Regions from separate parts of the Homo sapiens genome. Here region 1 is linked to region 2. Evidence: chromatin loops called from intact Hi-C (ENCODE). Cell type or tissue: psoas muscle. All regions are shown on one strand.

What was found. A loop is a pair of places that touch in the nucleus more often than their neighbours do. Peaks named below come from ENCODE experiments on the same cell type or tissue, not always from the same donor. Only the 100,000 strongest peaks of a DNase experiment are listed, where the experiment ranks them.
Region 1: a loop joins it to region 2, with 6 times the contacts of the local background. A loop is called at or near these places in 68 of 110 quality-filtered maps.

The regions. Positions count from the first base shown.
Region 1 is chr11:17,978,636-17,981,135 of GRCh38, forward strand. The region is part of intron 8 of SERGEF (secretion regulating guanine nucleotide exchange factor); the gene reads right to left. Among named protein-coding and RNA genes, the nearest start is that of SERGEF, 33 kb to the right of the region's middle. In psoas muscle, CTCF peaks have their summits at 251 (motif pointing left) and 1,320 (motif pointing left); a DNase peak (open chromatin) is centred at 226.
Region 2 is chr11:17,759,378-17,761,877 of GRCh38, forward strand. The region is part of intron 1 of KCNC1 (potassium voltage-gated channel subfamily C member 1); the gene reads left to right. Among named protein-coding and RNA genes, the nearest start is that of KCNC1, 26 kb to the left of the region's middle. RefSeq lists an enhancer at 1,201-1,702. In psoas muscle, a CTCF peak has its summit at 1,187 (motif pointing right); a DNase peak (open chromatin) is centred at 1,184; H3K27ac peaks cover 589 bases.

The DNA.
Region 1 (2,500 bases), 220 kb after region 2:
CAGCCAGCTAGAGGTCAGATCCATATCAGTTCCTGTTAAGAGCAAGGACTATCAGCTATTAACTCAGGGTGTGTCCTTATGCAAGACCCTTTCCCTTTCTGGGCCTAGGTTCTCCCATCCATACAAAAACAGGGAAGGCCTGGGTGACCTCCAGGGGCCCTTTCAGCTCTGACCTTACTAATTCCGAATGATGACTCTACCAGCCTCATCCCAAGGCTAGCTGGCTGCCTACTGCTGCCATCTGGTGGCCCTGCAGGCCCAGCCCCTTGTCGAATACACCCACTTCAGAGGGTGACTCCTGCTTCTGCTTCAGGTGCACACATGCTACACTTCTCTAGACCACAGATCAATGGGTATTCACAGCCAAACACAAAATCCAAATATAATGATAACGCTTCATCTCTCTAGCAGAGATGACACAGCTGCAGCTGAGAACATGACCTCCCTTCTCAAAGACAGAAGGTAACCTGCATAAGATCACAGAGCTGCCTGGTTCCCAGGCCAGTACACGGTTTCACTTTGCCACAATGCTTAGGGCTGGTGGGTACCTGCAAACCAAAAATAAAGTCAGCCTAGAGCCAAGGAACAAAGCTGTTTGAAGGTGGGGAAAAAACTGCCAGGATTCCTCGCAAACCTCAAGAAATAGTAAGGCATGGCACGTGAACAGGCTGAGCACTGCTTGCAGAAATTAACTGGAAATACAAACTTGGGGTATCCAATGTATCTCCCTAATCTTGGAGGTGATCATTCATAAGAACACCTGCAGGGTCTTCCATAAACCAGGCTCCAAGCCACCACCACAGCCTGGATCCTAGACTAGGCAGACCACCAAATAGTGGGGAAGACACCTGGGGTAGCATTGTGTGTTTGTGTGAGCTTCCCCCTGCCAGACAGCAGCTCCTCCGGGCAGGGTTATATCTTTTCTTCTCTATCTCCAGGCCTCTTAACACCTGGCCAGAGGCGCTCAGTGAATGCAAGTATACAAGTAGATCCTTTAGGTTTCTGCACAACATGGGACCTGTCTATTCTTTGTGGACTCAACTGATCATACCCTTGGCTCTGTCTGCAGCCTTCCTTTACAGTGTAGACCCTGAAAAAGCACATTGTGTGACTTTAACTAGGTCGCTTGCTTTTCCAGGCCTCTATCATCGCACATCTGCAGCATACTAGGGTTTTACTGGATGATCTTCGAAGTCCTTTTAATTCTAAAATGCTAGAATTTGAAACCCCCAGGCAAATCAAGACTGATCTTCACCTGCAGACACAGCCGCTAAAAAATGGGAAAGGGGAAAGTAATCAAACAATGCTTCCCTCTAGTGGTTCAGTGCTGTCATTACACCCTACCTGCGCAGAGACCCTGTCACTCAACTTCTACTCCAATTCACCCTGAACTCTGAATGAAAGAAATCAGCCTGCAGCCAGCAGAGCCCAAGTGCAGGGGAGCGGGAGAGAAAAGAAAGAGGCCAGGCTCAAGAAGCCAAAGAGGCCTCTTAGCCAGTTCCACAATAGTGGAGAAATTATCCATCTTTAGGAACAAATATATTTTGCAACTTAAAGGACCTTTTGTGACCTCCAACTCCCCTCTTCAGATGAAGAAACTGAGGCTCAGGGATATTCAGGAGGGACTTACCCAAAGTCACAAAGCTGACTCATGACCGAGCCAAAAATAGATGGCCACTCTCCTGCCTCCTGCTAAAGTATCTTGCCTCTCTTCCATGCAACCTCCGAATTGAGGCCCGTGCAAGTGACTTGTCAAGGACATATATACATGGGAATAGATGGCAAAGGAGCCAGTCTCTTGCACTGAGGGGTAAGTGATCTTATTAACTTTAAAATAGTATTTATAGGAGCTATAATCAAATTGAAAATATTCAAAATTCATCATAGAAAACAAATTCACTCATAATCCCACCTGGCCCATTTCCTTCTAGTCTTTTCTACAGAAACATTCTTTTTTTCTTTCAACAAATTAGAAGTTACAGTATGGTTAATCATTCTTTTCACTTACTATACCACGAGCGTATTCCTGTCATTAAATATCCTTCTAAAACATTCTATTTAATGACAATATAATATTCCAACATATGGCTCTGCCACAATTTGTTTAACCAATCTCTCTTCAATTTTATTTGTTTCCATACCTTTGTTTTTGTCATTATAAATTAGGCTGCAGTAAATGGCATTATACTTAATCTTTGAATACATCCATGACTATTTCTTTAGGCCAGTTTTATTTTTTATAGGATAGAATTTCAGAGCTGGAATGACCCTTAAAGATTATTATGTAAACGTATTGGCCAGATGGAAGAAAGGGACCAGAGAGTTTAGTGTCTTGCCAGAGGACAAAGAGAAAGCAAGAGAAGCAAGTCAAACTCTCCATCTATTAAAATGTGACCTTCCCAAAGCCCAACCACAATTTCACACCCTTCCCTGACCAACTTCACCCACACTGACCTCTCCTTCCCCTGAAATCCTAGAGCCTGCAGTGTCTGGGTCACTC
Region 2 (2,500 bases):
TGCTTTCTTATCACTCATGTGTCTACTGGAGTAGCACTTTCAATTTCCTTTTAGAACTTTTCCTTTGCATTATTCAGACTTGGCTGACTGTTTGGTGCAAGAGGCCTAGCTTTTGGCCTATCTCAGCTTTCGACATGCCTTCCTCACTAAGCGTAATCATTTCTAGCTTTTGATTTAAAGTGAGAGGCATGAAACTCTTCCTTTCACTAGACCACCTAGAGACCATTGTAGGGTTATTAATTTGCCTAATTTCAATATTGTTGTGTCTCAGGGAATAGAGATGCCTGAGGAGAGAGAGAGATGGGAGAACAGCCAGTCAGAACTCAGATAACATTTATCAATTAAGTTTGCCATCTTATACGGGTGTGATTTGTGGTTCCCCAAAACAATTACAATAGTAGCATCAGAGATCAATGATCACAGGTCACCATAACAGATATAATAATAATGACAATTTGAAATATTGCTAGAATAACCAAAATATGACACAGAGACAAAAAGTGAGCATATGCTGTTGGAAAAATAGCACGGGTTGCCACAAACTTGAATTGGAAAAAAAATTGCAATATCTGTGAAATGCAATAAAGCAAAACGCAGTCGAACGAGGCATGTCTGCATATCCTATATGGAGCGCCTTCCTACTCACTGCCTAATCTGGGAATCTTATTCACGTATTTCTTATTCCAATCTGTGGCTTTCCCAAAAAAATGTTTGAGGCACCTAAGACACACCTACCACAGAACCCTTAAAAATAAAGAAGAAAAAATACATGTAGTATAATGAAGAAAAGAAATAGCTATACCCCAAACCCAGGTAAAGGATTCGCCTAGAATTGAGCACTAAATTTAGCCGAGCTCCCTGGCAGTCAGAGCAAAAGAGAAAATGTGAAGGGTTTTATGACTCATCATTTACTAACAGAAATGTAGACAGGCGTACTAGGAGACACCTGCTTGTTCTAAGCCCTGAAACACAAGAGGAATTTCCCACGTGGGATCCTGGTATTGCTCCAAGTCTAAGATGCTAATGGGAGAGGGTGAGAGGAGACCCCCGTTAGCCTCCGTATTTATTTACCATCTGCTCTCCAGGAGGAAGGCTCAGTCCACAGGAGCAGGTGCGATATGGGCTCCTGATTGGTCCTTCTGGGGACTAACATTCAGGTTTCCTGGCCTGTGGGACTGCAGGGGGCACTGTGGGACAGCACACCACACTCCCTAAGGCCTCCCCTAGGGCCCTCTGTACCTGCTGGTGGCCAAGAAAGGTCAGAGTCGCCAGATCCGGCTACAAGGGCACCTCCATGCCACCTCGCATGGTGGGACCTCTGCACGCGCTGCCTGCTGCTTAGGGGGCTTATGGAAGGCAATGAAGTCCGTTGTTCCCGAGGACAGTGAGACTGATCCAGTGCTGAGACCTCAGGCAAGATTCTTTCCCTCTGAATGGCAGCTCCTCATCTAGAGAGTGACATGATAACACCGCACTGGGCTGGCACGAGGTTTAAACGGGACAGTGCATGGGAAGCCCCGGAAGCAGGGCCTGCCCAAGACTCAGGAAGCTGTTGTCATCTCTTTTCTTGTTACCAGAGTTAGGCGGGAAAGTCGGCAGCTCTGGCTTGAGCCCCACTCATCGTGCGACCTTGGGTGTCCTTTCCCTCCCGACACCCAAGACAGGCAGGGGTCCACGTGGAAAACCCTGCAAGCATGGGGACAGGAAGTCCCCCTCACCTCGAGGACCATGTCTCTCACTGACTGGAGGCCACAGGGCTGGATCTTGGACACACCTGGACTCGTCCACAGGAAGCTGGCTGTGTGCTGCACTGGCGGTTCCCACCAGGCTGTCCTTGGCTCCTGGTCCCTTAACAGGCAAGTGGTAGCAGAAGCAGAAAGAATTAGAGAGAAAGGCCTAAAACTTAACACATTTCTCCCTTTAACTATTGCTCTGCTCACCTTCCCACCTCCCTCACCTCTTGGTAATTTGTGAAAAACAAAATTCTGTGTTTGGATGTTTGTTGTTTGTGCAGGGCCGCCTCGGCCAGCTCCCGGAATGCCAGTGTGCAAGGGAGCCAGCAGTCTTGGGGTTTTGCCCTGGATCTGGGGAAGTCCTAGGCACCTGGCCTTTTCTTCCACACCCCTCAATGTTGTCTTACTTCCTGGAGTGTGTTATTTTAAGAATGATGGAACTGCATCTCCAAGAGGTTACTAGGCCATAGGCATATGGTTCGTGGCCGAGCTGGGATTCAAACTCAGGTCTCTGGAGCCAAGTCCAGGCCTCCTTTCCTTCCACCATGTGGCCTACTTGCCAGCACCTACCGTGGTCCGTTAAGCATCAGACCTGCCTAGCATGTGGGTCTTATCTGGCCCCATGGATCCCAAATGCCAGGATTGGCTGGTGGCATCAGAGCCTCCTGGGGCACAAATTAAAGGTGAATTTCTGTTCCCACCCGTAACTACTAAGCCAGAGTCTCTGGGCTCTGCGCTTGGATCTCCCTTCAGTCACTCTCCCCAGC